Linked DNA regions of Homo sapiens: region 1 is linked to region 2. The links are chromatin contacts, found by Hi-C or POLR2A ChIA-PET in ENCODE. All regions are on one chromosome and are shown on one strand. The core of a region is the stretch at or near the end of the contact, and the rest is flanking DNA. Distances in the headings are between cores, read along the strand shown. Region 1 overlaps UBASH3B (ubiquitin associated and SH3 domain containing B). Region 2 holds the start of GRAMD1B (GRAM domain containing 1B).

What was found. A loop is a pair of places that touch in the nucleus more often than their neighbours do. ChIA-PET counts read pairs that join two places held with the same protein, here RNA polymerase II (POLR2A). Pooled maps may share reads with other maps.
Region 1: a pooled map shows a loop between it and region 2 (2.2-fold over the local background). The contact joins the enhancer-like site here to the promoter of GRAMD1B in region 2. A Hi-C loop is called at or near these places in 1 of 50 pooled maps. POLR2A ChIA-PET finds 5 or more read pairs at or near these places in 2 of 52 experiments (B cell and activated T-cell).

The regions. Positions count from the first base shown.
Region 1 is chr11:122,805,222-122,811,032 of GRCh38, forward strand. It overlaps UBASH3B (ubiquitin associated and SH3 domain containing B), which reads left to right. Exons shown (of 14, transcript NM_032873.5): 12 at 1,189-1,295; 13 at 2,846-2,955; 14 at 4,528-5,811. The coding sequence ends at 4,665. Among named protein-coding and RNA genes, the nearest start is that of CRTAM, 30 kb to the right of the region's middle. RefSeq lists an enhancer at 1-113. Within about 2 kb of position 3,435, at least 11 of the 41 ENCODE cell types and tissues checked have a DNase peak (open chromatin) inside an H3K27ac peak, as active enhancers do.
Region 2 is chr11:123,426,550-123,433,097 of GRCh38, forward strand. It overlaps GRAMD1B (GRAM domain containing 1B), which reads left to right and starts at 3,720. Exons shown (of 20, transcript NM_001387025.1): 1 at 3,720-4,617. The coding sequence starts at 4,244. LOC124902776 (a long non-coding RNA gene) reads right to left here and starts at 4,665. Exons shown (of 2, transcript XR_007062928.1): 1 at 4,398-4,665; 2 at 1-2,267. RefSeq lists silencers at 3,858-4,187, 4,298-4,347.

The sequences.
Region 1 (5,811 bases), core at 2,185-4,684, 620 kb before region 2:
ACTCCCCTTTTTAAAACGGTCAGATTGGCTGGGTGCAGTGGCTCATGCCTGTAATCCCAGCACTTTGGGAGGCCGAGGTGGGCGGATCATCTGAGGTCAGGAGTTCAAGACCAGCCTGGCCAACATGGTGAAACCCTGTCTCTACTAAAAACAATACAAAATTAGCCGGGTGTGGTGGCGCATGCCTCTAATCCCAGCTACTTGGGAGGCTGAGGCAGGAGAATTGCTTGAACTCAGGAGGCGGAGGTTGCAGTGAGTCGAGATCGAGCCATTGCACTCCGGCCTGGGCAACAAGAGTGAAACTCAATCTCAAAAATAAAACAACAACAACAACAAAAAACAAATAACAAAAAATAAATAAATAAAAATTTTAAAAAATAAACCATCAGATCTTGTGAGACTTATTCACTATCACGAGAACAGCACAGGAAAGACCTGCCCCCATGATTCAATTATCTCCCACCAAGTCCCTCCCACAACATGTGGAAATTCAGGATGAGATTTGGGTGGGGGGCACAGCCAGGCCCCCAGGCCGGTGAGGGACACACAGTATCACATGCCTTTGTAGATTGTATAGTAATTATCATTTACATCAATAACCTCTTCACCCCAACCACAGGCAGAGAACTTTTCCAACACAGAAATTGAGTGGTCTTCATCTTTATGCTTTGCACTTCTCCTTGTGCCAAGTGTATGGTCTGTGTTCAAAATAAGAGAGAATTAAAGGAAAAGACTGGTGAAATTTGATAAACTCGCAAAGAATCAGATGGACCTAATATCTGCGTTTAAAACCCATCCTTGCTGCTCTTGAAGAGAGGTCTGGGAAATCCCTGCTGATCTAAATAGGTTGAGGGTTCCATCTCTGCTTTGTTTTGTATTAGCTATGTGACTAGGACCATCCATCAATGGCTTATTTGTTATCCCGAGAGTGAAACATGCACTGAATGTCTCATTTTTCACCTGGTCACTGTAACGCCATACACATAGCTGTTATTTCTGTACATTTCCACTCCATGTTCATATAGTAGAAATGCTGTTCCCTATACCTTTCTCCTTTCTAGGGAAATGGATAAACAAACAGATCTACGGGATCTTTAGAAATGCCTTGAAATAAAAGTTTAGAGTGATATCTTCCTTTGTCTCAAGATCAAAATGTTTTCATTTCCTTTGTTCATTTTTCTATTACAGACCTCACATTCCAATCAGCAAATTAGTTGTTTCAGAATCCTATGATACTTATATCAGTAGAAGTTTCCAAGTAACAAAAGAAATAATAAGTGAATGTAAAAGTAAAGGTAAGTGGTATTATTCTGAACTCCATCTGTACATACGTGATTATTTCTCTATAATGGTTAATAGGTTATTCAAGATGTTTCAACTTGCTTTGGCTAACCAAAGAAATGTATTTCCAGATTTTCTTCCAGATACTTTTACATTAAATTTGTAATATTCTCTGAGTTCCTAAAATGGTAGATATTCCAGGGGTTTATACCAGACTTAGTTACTATTCTTAATAACTTAAATTCTGCGTTATAGCTATTCTTCTTGCACCCTGTGAAAGAGATTCCCTCTTATAATTTCCAAAAGCTCTAGCATGCCACTGTTTTGCCTATAATTGATGCAGCGGCATGCACACCTACACACAGCACACCTACACAAACACATACACCTTCCCTGCTATCACCAACCAAGAGCAGTGTTGTATAAGGCTCAAGTGTGTTTGCTATTGAATTTTCTAAACACTGAGCTCAAATATTTAATATGTAAGACTGTTCACTATCAATTTTTTAGTGAAAAAGGCATATTGCAAAAAAAGTATGGACATTCCCTTCATCTCTTTTTTTAAGTTAAAATACTTATATTCAAACAGTAGGCAGCCATGAGCAACAGTATTATGAATGATTCCCACCTTCCAGTTTTCATTGATTAGCCACTCACTACCATAAAGGTACACAACATGTTCTATCAACCAGGAAGTCTCAAGTGCTCATAGTTCTATAGTGGGAACACTTAAAACTATGTTAGAAGGAGTTGCACAGACAGCCCTATGGACACACAACAGTCCTGTATCTTGATTGTCATGGTGTTACAAAAAGCTACACATATGATAGAATTGCATGAACTGTATCGTCACATATGCACAAACGACTTCTTGCACACCTGCTAAAATCTGAATACGCTGTGTGTATTGTACCAGCGTCCATTTCCTGGGTTTGATACTGTACCATAGTTATGTAAGATGTTACCATTGGAGGGGGATGGGATGAAGGGTTCATGGGATCTTGTCGGTATGTATGTATATGTATGTAACCCTCCCATAAATCCATAATTATTATTATTATTTTTGAGACAGGGTCTTGCTCCTGACACTCAGGCTGGAGCGCAGTGATGCAATCATGGCTCACTATAGCCTCAATCTCCTGGGCTCAAGTGATCCTCCCACATCAGCCTCCCAAGTAGCTGGGACTGCAGGCACAGGCCACCACACCCAGCTAATTTTTTAAAAATTTTCTATAGGGACAGGGTCTCACTATGTTGCTCAGGCTGGTCTCAAACTCCTGAACTCAAGTGGTCCTCCCTCCTCGTTCTCTCAAAATTACTGGGATTACAGGGATGAGCCACCACACCCGGCCCCATAAATCTGTAACTATTTTAAGATAAATGTTTTCTTTAAAAAGATTAAGCTGCCTTATCAGTAACAAAGCACTTTCAAAATATTGCTTAGGCAAATTGTCTTCTTGAGTGTGTTTGCTCCCCTGCAGAGCATTTAGTTAGCTTCCAGTATTTGCAAAGTTTCCATGTCTTTATAGAAACAGTCTTCCCATACCTTGCCATTTTCCCCCAGGAAATAACATCCTGATTGTGGCCCACGCATCTTCCCTTGAAGCGTGTACCTGCCAACTTCAGGGCCTGTCACCTCAGAACTCCAAGGACTTCGTACAAATGGTCCGAAAGGTAATTCATTCTCGTACTTTGGGGTCCGTGATGGCTAGTAGTTTGAAGTCAGTACAGTGACTGGCTGATTACCAAGTTCTTTGAAGCATGTGTTTATGCTGAGCTGGGAATATTCATTTATTGCTTCACTCAACCAAGATGTATTGAGTGATACTCTGTGCAGGGCACTTTATTAAGCCTTGTGTTAGAAAAACAATGTATGAGAGCTAGTTCTAGCTTCTAAGAGCTAAAATGTAGGAAGCAGCTAGGAATTATAAGCAAATTGTCTGGATTTCCCTGAGGGACCTTCTCTGAATTTCCCTGAGGGAACTTGGGTTGGATCAATAGAGGTCAGTCCAAAAGACAGCATCTGAAAGCTTAACTCAAACACAGGTCCTTGAAGGTAGGCCGAGGCATGCAGCAGTTTCAAATGAGGAGGCTAAAAGGCAAAGCCAGGAACAAGACAGCAAGACAGAAAACCCATGAGGCTGACCCACACATCTGGAGTCTTCCTTTCTGTGCCTGTGGGAGAGGTTTTCTGGTCAGCTGCCTCCCACACACTTCCCTTCAGGCAAATTACATACTTCCTTTCTCTGCCGCCAGAGAACCTGGTTCAAACTCAATTGCAATCTTTTTTCACATTTTTGAAAAGTTTATTTATGCATCTGTCCTCATTTGTAAGTGCTGGAAGACAGAGAATTTTGTCTTGTTTGTAAATGCAGCTCTGGACACAGACAAAAATAAGTTTTAAAATTGCTGTGACAACTGAAGTGAGGGAGAGCACAGCTTCAGCTTTGAATGTTGCAGAGACTCGTAAGGAGAAAAAAAAAACGGGTGAAACAAATTTTTTCAAATTGAAAAATATTTTCCATTGGGTCCAAGTATAATTTCAGAAATGTTTGAGCTGACTTTTTCTTTTCTTTTTTCTTTTTTTTTTGAGACAGAGCCTTGCTCTGTCACCCAGGCTAGAGCACAGTGGCGTAATCTCGGTTCACTTTAACCTCTGCCTCCTGGATTCAAGCGATTCTCCTGATTCAGCCTCCCACGTAGCTGGGATTACAGGCACATGCCACCACGCCCAGCTAATTTTTTGTATTTTTAGTATAGATGAGGTTTGCCATGTTGGCCAGGCTGGTCTCGAACTCTTGACCTCAAGTGACCCGCCCGCCTCGGCCTCCCAAAGTACTGGGATTACAGGCGTGAGCCACTGTGCCCGGCCTTGAGCTGCCTTTTTACCTGGACTTGCAATTGGGAATTAACTCCTGGCATTGTAGCCTTATGTATTTTGGTCCTCTTTTTCTGCCACCCAATTAAGCAGCAATCTATGAACAATGACTTAATTACTTTAGGGGAGGTCACCATTTAATGGATCCTTCTGATGAATCCTCTTGCAATGTAAATACTCTTCTAAGTTACCAGTTTTACCCATTTTATTTTATTTATCGATTTTTGAAGGGAATGCATTTCTACAAAGCCACTATCCATTTCTGACTGCAATTCTCTAGGGCCACATGAATATCTTTGTATTTAGGTAAAAGTTAAAGCATTAAACCTATCTCCTAATATCCCCTTTCTTTACGACTCTTACTTCAGATCCCATATCTGGGATTTTGTTCCTGTGAAGAATTAGGAGAAACTGGAATATGGCAGCTGACAGATCCACCAATCCTTCCTCTTACCCATGGACCAACTGGGGGCTTCAACTGGAGAGAGACCTTGCTTCAAGAATAAACCACACCAGTGAACAAGAAGGAAAGGCCTTTTGGAGTGTGTCTTTCTGTGTGTTTAAAAACAGTGGGAAAATCCACACCACACTCTAAGTGGACAGCTCAGAATAATTTAGCATATTTCCTTTCACACTTAAAGTTCTTAAGATGAGACTGTGTAAATGAGAGAAAGACTTGATTCAGAGGAAAAAAATGTGTTCTCTCTGGACTCTTGCCTAGCTCACAAGGCTTTGGAGAATTGTCTTCCTAAATCGGGGCACCTGCTACAGAAGAGAATGTTTCGTTCCCTCTGGGTATGCACAGCTAAGGGGCCTCATTTCTCCCAGAGGGAGCTGCTGGCCCGCTCTAAGGGGTGCAAGAGGAAGGAGTGTGCCCAGACCAGCTGGGGGAGCATTGAAAGGACAGCTTGGGGATGGAATTTTTTTTTTTTTATCTCCATTTTCCAGTTAGGTAGAGCCAAGCTGAGGAATCCTTTTAAGATTATTAGAAAACATGCCCTGAAGAGAGTTGTTCTTAGGTTACACATGAAATCCTACCGTCACTAGCCCCCATACACCAGTGTTGCTGGCTGAAGATACCCGCTTAAGGATGCTAACATTTACCCTGGTACTGCCACATTTTCTCTAGAGCAGCTGGCCCTTCTTGCTACAGCCCTATCCCCCCTCCTTGCTTCTGTGAAATGGGGAGACAAAGCACTTTTGCTCTCCAAAGCACTTTTGGATACTCAGGAGGAAAGATAAGATACATGTTTGAAGTATTCAATCATAGGAGCAAAGAACTTGCAAAATATGAAGTGACTTGGAATTAACCATGTTGTAGCCTAACGTGCTACTGCATTTCTAAATCATCAATATTTGCTTGTCTTTGCCCCTAGACTCTAGACTATGTTAACTAGTTAAGGATGTTACATTTTGAAAGGATGTATGTTAGATATATTATTTGCAGCAAGAAGTTCATTCTGTGCAATATGGACATGTTTGCAAACCATACCAAGGGTCAGGTTGTTGTACACTTACAGTACGTGTCAACCATAATGGAACATCCACAAATGCATCAATTATACCAGGGATGTATAGTAAGTCAGGGAACTAATATAAATGATGACAGTCATGGCTGCACTGCTACTTGTGCTGTCGTTTTGTTTGTTTTT
Region 2 (6,548 bases), core at 2,470-4,969:
GCTCACTGCCTGCTTCTTTCCCTCATAATGGGCCAACCGTTGGGATTGGCCGTTCGAATGTTGTGTAGGGGAGAGACTCTGTGTCCCAGTGTTGAGAGTGGGGATTGTCTGTCTTGCAACAACAGTGTTGTGGGGAGACATTCCTGTGTCTTTGGGAGTTCCCTGCCTTGGCATCCTGGAGCAGGTGCAATAAGGTGTCCGGGGTGCCAGCGCCTTCCAGTTCACATTTACTTGGATGTGTACCCAGGAGAAATCTAGTCTGGAAGCTACTATGTTTCACTAAAGTTTTCCCCTGGAAATTGAATAATAATAGTAGTTTATGAGTCTCCAGAAGTAATAGACAGGTGTTGGGTGTCTTGTGTCTGTAGGAAAAGGGAGCTTGTGCAGCTGAGAATAAACAACAGTTGCTTGGTAATATGACCTCCTTTCATTTAAAGTCAGAGGCCTGGCTGCAGGTGGGGAAAGGGGAGGCTGGGTTGTTCTGGTTACCACCTGTCTGGGGAAGCGGGGAATGGGGGCAAAGGTGAGGTCTGTTTCACAGAGAACTGTGCGGTCGCTGAGAGCCAAATATTGGAGAGAAGAAATATGGGAGTGGGGAGACTTGGGGAGCAAGTGCAATCGCTGAGATTCTGACGCAGGGCATGAAAACTCTTTGGTTCTGATGTTGGCACCAGCTACTTTGAGAAATTGTTTCTCTACACTTTTGGAGGCCTCTAAACTGGCTTCAGAAGGCATGAGTTCCAATTCTGGCCTTGTCATTGATTAGCCATCATCATTTATCTGTGACCTTGGATAAACTACTGAATCTCTCTGTCCCACTTTCATCAATTGTAAAGGCCGCTGGGAAGACACAGTGTGATGTATGAAAGCTCTTTCCAAAAGTGTAAAGGTCACCATACACATAACAAGCACAGGATACTGGAGAGAATTAAAGGAAGGAGAAACTTGATTCTTTTCTCAAGGAGCTTATAGTCTTAACAGTAATGTTGGCTCACAGCTGTAGGGCATTTCATATTTCAAAGCAGTGCCTCATTTATTATCTTACTTGCCAGAGCCATGGGCAACAGAAACAGCTGGAAAGGGCTGAAGGATGTGTTTTGAACAGGGTTTTAACGGTCAAAAGGGTTATGGCTTGAAAAAAAGAAGGGACTGCAGGTGCAAGTGAGTAAGGACAGCGTTCAGGCTAAGAGAGCTCAGGGTATCTGCTTCCCAATCAAGTGAAACATTTTAGATTCCTGCTTGGAGGTTTTCCCTCAGGCCGGGTGAAATGTAAATGATCACTCTTAGCCACTGCTGTGCCCAAGGCTTGAATTAAATCTCACAGGATTTCAGTTCCAGAATCTACTGTGAGTGGGAAAAGTGGCTGAAGTGTGTGGGAAGAGGGTGCTGGTGGCTTTTCTTCCTTGTAAGAGGTATACACTTAAATTCAGAGTGCCCAGAACAAACTTAAAGCTTCCTCCCTTGTTTCTTCTCCCTCTTCCCAAGCTGCCCATAGAATCTTCTGGCCCCTGTCTTGTGGACCATCCTTTTGTGTTTTTGGCCTCCAAGCGAATGGTGGTGTCCTGGCTTCCTTTCTTCCCATAAGCCCCTGAGACCCTCATCTTCTATGTCAAGAGCCCGCCCAAAACTCAGGTTCCTTGAACTGGGAAGTTATCAGATCCCTTGCAAAACACTCGTCCTTGGAGGAAGTACAAGGCAGTGAACAAACTCTGTGGAACTTGGCTTAGCTCCCGATCCTGAAGTTTGGAGTTACAGTGCAATCTCCTCAGCATCCCTGGAGCCGGAAGAGGTGACCTTGGCAGGCCTGACACCTGATGGCAAGGGGTTTCTGCTTTCTGTGCTATGTCCAGGAGTTAAAGTAGAGTGAAACCAAATCACTCCTGAGAGGGCCAGTGGCTGGATTTCAGAAACGGGGGCTGACATTCCAGGGAGTCATTTATGGGAGGGCCTGGCCTTGGCTCTTCAGCCGCAGTATCTCTCTCCCTGAGGAAGAAATATTTCCCTTGGTTTCCCAGCCTCTCAAAAGTTGTGTAATGTCAGGATGCCTTGAGCTTTTCCATACTTGACAAGTGTCATTGCAGAGCTTGGTAGATCCATAGCCAGCTGTCATCCTTGATGTCTTGCTGAACTGCAGGGATGTATTTACTTGCAGTGAATTCTTGTGATCTTTAGGGATGTGAATTTTCCTCAGCTTCGGGACACTTGTGAAATGTGACTTTTGTCCTGGCACGGAAGCTGGGCATTGGCTCCCAGATGGAAACTGGACTCTGAGAGAGGCAGAAAAGAAGGGTGGATCAGATTGTGGACTTCATGGTATGTTCTTGGGTGCTTCTCATGATCTCTTTGAAAGTTACTGACCAGGCTGGGCATGGTGGCTCATGCCTGTAATCTCAGCACTTTGGGAGGCCAAGGTGGGCAGATCACTTGAGGCCAGGAGTTTGAGACCAGCCTGGGCAATATAGCAAGACCTCATATCGACAAAAAGAAATAAAACTTAGCTGCGTGTGGTGGTGCGCACCTGTACTCCCAGCTACTCAGGAGGCTCAGCTGGGAGGACAGCTTGAGCCCAGGAATTCAAGGTTGCGGTGAGCCATGACTGCACCACTGCACTCCAGCCTGGGCAACAGAGTGAGACTTTGTCTCTTAAAAACAAAACAAAACAAAACAGTTACTGACCCAAGAGACAAATGCATTGGGCTGGGGTTGAAGGAGGAGAATGGCTGCTACAGCCCTGCTCTAGGAGCTGGGCTGGGTTAGACTCAGTGCCCACAGAGAGCACCTAAATAGGATGGATCGGTTCTAGGGTTGATGATCTCTTAGGGCCTGGGTCTAGAGAGTGAGTGTGGTTCAGCACATCTTGGGATGCTACCAGGACTGAACCAGACTTCCTAGGTTCCATGACATGGGGACATACTGGATTCTGTGACTCAGTCCATGGCAGGCTGAAGCAGAACTGAATCAGCCCTCAGCAATGTAAGGGGGGGTACCCTCGACTCCCTGGGGCTCTGTTGGATGCATTGCTTTGTGGGTGCTCACCGACTCCTCATTTCATTCTTTGCTAGGGACGCGGCTATGGTACTGGCAGCTGGCTCATGTACAGGGTTCAGGCCCCATTTTCCTTACTGGTCCTGTGTCCTTTGTCTCTCAGACCCTGTTGTCTGTCTTTCCTTGGTATGTCATGTCTGGTATCCTCAGCTCACGCCGCCACGGGAGAACTGTCCTCTTCTCAGCTTGTCATTTTGGAAGCAGCCTCCAGCAACCTTGCTTTCCTCCTCTGACTATACTCCGGCCTGCAGTGCCACTACTCACGCCCCCAAATAATTTAAACTGCCTTTCTTAGGAGACAAGAGCTAGTTGAAAAGTCTCCTCATTTTCCTTCAACCCTGTATCATGGGTGGCCTGAGAGAGTGAGGACTGAATTCATTGACTCCCCTTTCTCTGCACCCCCCACCCCCAAGGAAATAGCCGAGTTCGACTAATGGGAGTTGCCTGGCCAATCGTTGCCCTGAGAAAGTTTGGTTTGTGATCCTATTTCAGTAGGCTGATTGGAGCAGCCTTTACTTGGAGGTCGAGTCCCTCCCCGAGGGAATCCGTGTACAGTTACACTAGCGGTCGCTGCCAGTGCTAGCCCATTCAGGATAGCCCCCCTCACCCCGCCCCCAGCCCCCGCTCCTCCTCCTCCTTTTTTGTTTTTATCCAGTGTCTCGCTTCCTCTCTCTCTCTCTCTCTCTGTCTCTCTCTCCCTTTCCCTCCTACCACTGCCTCTTCCTCCCGCTCTCTACCTCCCTGCAGCGCCAAGCCGGCTCCCCAACCTGGTCTGCTGAACGCAAACCGCTGAGAGTTTGCTGCACCGCCCCCTGGGGCCCCTGGCTGCCGAGTCCCGCTAAGGCAAAGACGCCAGCAAGCGAGGAAGCGCAGCGGAAGAAAAACAAGCGGGCGCGCGAGGGGAGCCCCAGGAGGGCTGCCGAGTGGCTGGCAGGCGGCTCCCGCCCCTCCCGGGTGGCCTCGCCGGCGGCTGACGGCCCGGAGGACGCGCGCTCCGAAAAGTTAGACTCCGGGCGGCGGCGCGCTACGCCGCGTCCCCTCGCGTCCCTTCCTCGCTGCGCTCCGGGAAAGGAACTTGTTCCTTCGGCCCCAGGATTGGGGAGTGTGCCGCGGGGCCGAGGGTGGGGAACAGCCAGAGGGAGACGCGAACCAGGCCGCTGGCGGAGGGCTCAGGGGGAGCGCAGAGGCGACGGCCCCCATGCCGGCGGCCAACATGATGGAGAACCGGCCGCTGCCCGCCCTGCAGGTGCCCGAGCCGCAGGGTGCGCCCGAGGGCAGCCCGGTCTGGTCCAGTTCGTCGACCCCCACGCTTCGCCGCCGGCGCTTCAAGATGCGCCGCATGAAGAACGTACAGGAGCAGAGCCTGGAGGCCGGGCTGGCCCGGGACCTGCCCGCCGTCTTGGCCCCCGGCAAGGAGTTCCTGCAGCTGCCGTCCATCGAGATCACGCCCTCCAGCGACGAGGACACCCCGTGGTCCAACTGCTCCACACCCAGCGCGTCCCCGCGCCGAAAACGCTTCCTCCTCCGCAAGTGGCTGAGGGTGAGGGAGCGGAAGGAGTGCAGTGAAAGCAGGTACGTCCCCGTTCCGCCCGTCTCCTTCCCTTCCCTCCCGTCCTCTCCAGAGCCGTCCAGGGCCCCGGGGCATTCTGGGGGAAACGTCCTGGGGGAGAACAGGAGCCCGTCACCAGAGGCGCTTCTGGAGGGCGCTGCGCCTGGTCCCAGGGATGGTGGCATTCAGCTTCCACGCGTGCCACCCGCTCCCCAACTCAGGGTGAGGGGCTTCATGTTGCACGACACGTTTACGTGGGGCTTTACGCTGCATTCCATCTCCCTTGATCCTCGCAGCGAAATAAATAATAAAAATAATAACAGCTAATAGTTATTGAGCCCTTACCATGTGCGGGCCACTATGTTGCGCACTTCATGTACCTCCAGATTTCATCCCTACGCAAACTCTCTGAGGTAGGTATTACTATGGCTCCCTTTCTACAGAAGGAGATAGTAAAAGGCCAGAGAACAGTTAAGTGGTTTATATTTCAGGACTCCGTTTCAATCTTATTTTATGTTTGGCCACACCGGATTGCCTTAACTGGCTCACTTGTGTGGAAGTGAAATATTGACATTGAGTGAGTCACATTTCCTACCATATCAGAGTCTTTAGACATCGATACCTACAAGACTGTGGTTTGTACCAGCTAGTTTTTTGCCTAGGTCAATGTGGCATCTGGGTAATGGGAGAAGGTTGAGCTTCCCTCACGTAGAGAATTGCTGCAGGGCGCCCTAGAGCAGCTCTACACAGCCCTGGTCAGGACTGCTGCTTCAGGAAGTTGTGTCTGAGCCAAGCCCCTTGCCTGGTGGAGGGCAGGGAGTCCTCACTTGTTCATCGGTACCACGAATCCTACATATTTACTTTGAGACTTTAGGGTCCTGTCTCTTAATGGATTTGTGTTCTTGTGCGGAGCAACTGAGTCATTGATCACTTTCCCTGGAATTCCTTCTCCAAATCTGTTCAATTACATTGATTTCAATTCAGTAAGTACTTACTGAATATTTCTGTGAGCTCAGTCTAGTAACAGCTAATAGTGGTGATGTTGAGGAGGGTGTGGGGGAAGGATAGGTAGAGTAAGGGGTTGTAGAGGCTGAGAAGGAAGATGAGGGGAGGCTTGTATAAGAAATGAACACCTGGGCACAGTGGCTCACACCTGTAATCCCAGCACTTTGGGAGGCCGAAGCGTGTGGATCACTTGAGGTCAGGAGTTCGAGACCACCCTGGCCAACATGGCGAAACTCCATTTCTGTTAAAAGTACAAAAATTAGCTGGGTGTAGTGGCAGGCTCCTGTAATCCCAACTACTTGGGAGGCTGAGGCAAGAGAATCGCTTGAACCTGGGTACAGGGGCTGCAGTGAGCCAAGACTGTGCCACTGCACTCCAGCCTGGGCCACAGAGTGAGACTCTGTCTCAAAAAAAAAAAAAAAAATTGAAGACCTGTGGGAGCCATTGGAAAACATACTGTGCTGTGTGGTACTGATTGTACTAGAAAAGAGAGAGTTCTGGAGAAGTAGAGGAAGACTTCTTGAAGGAAGAGGCTGACACCATGACAAATACAGATGGGTAGTAGAAAACAGCAGGAAAAGAATGAGGTTGGGTGCATAAGACTGGCTGAAGGGAACAATATGAAGAATGGCAGGAGAAACAGGATGAGCCATGTGTCTTTGCGGGGTGGGGACTGAGGAGTAGGATCCGTTATGCAGAAGATGGGCATTTTGGGCCTTCCAGAGTTTATCTTTTCTGTTTGCAACAACTGAGCATGGTTCTCTCAGCAGGTGCAGATACAGAGCTTTGTTCCGTGGATTTTTGTGGACGCTGGGGATAGAAGTTCTTTCTGTTTGGTACTTCATCCTGCTACCCTTTTCACAGAGTAGAGGGAAATGGGGCAAGCTTGGTGGGAGCTAACCTTGAACTAAAGTAGTTTGTCAGGCCAGGGGCGGTGGCTAATGCCTGT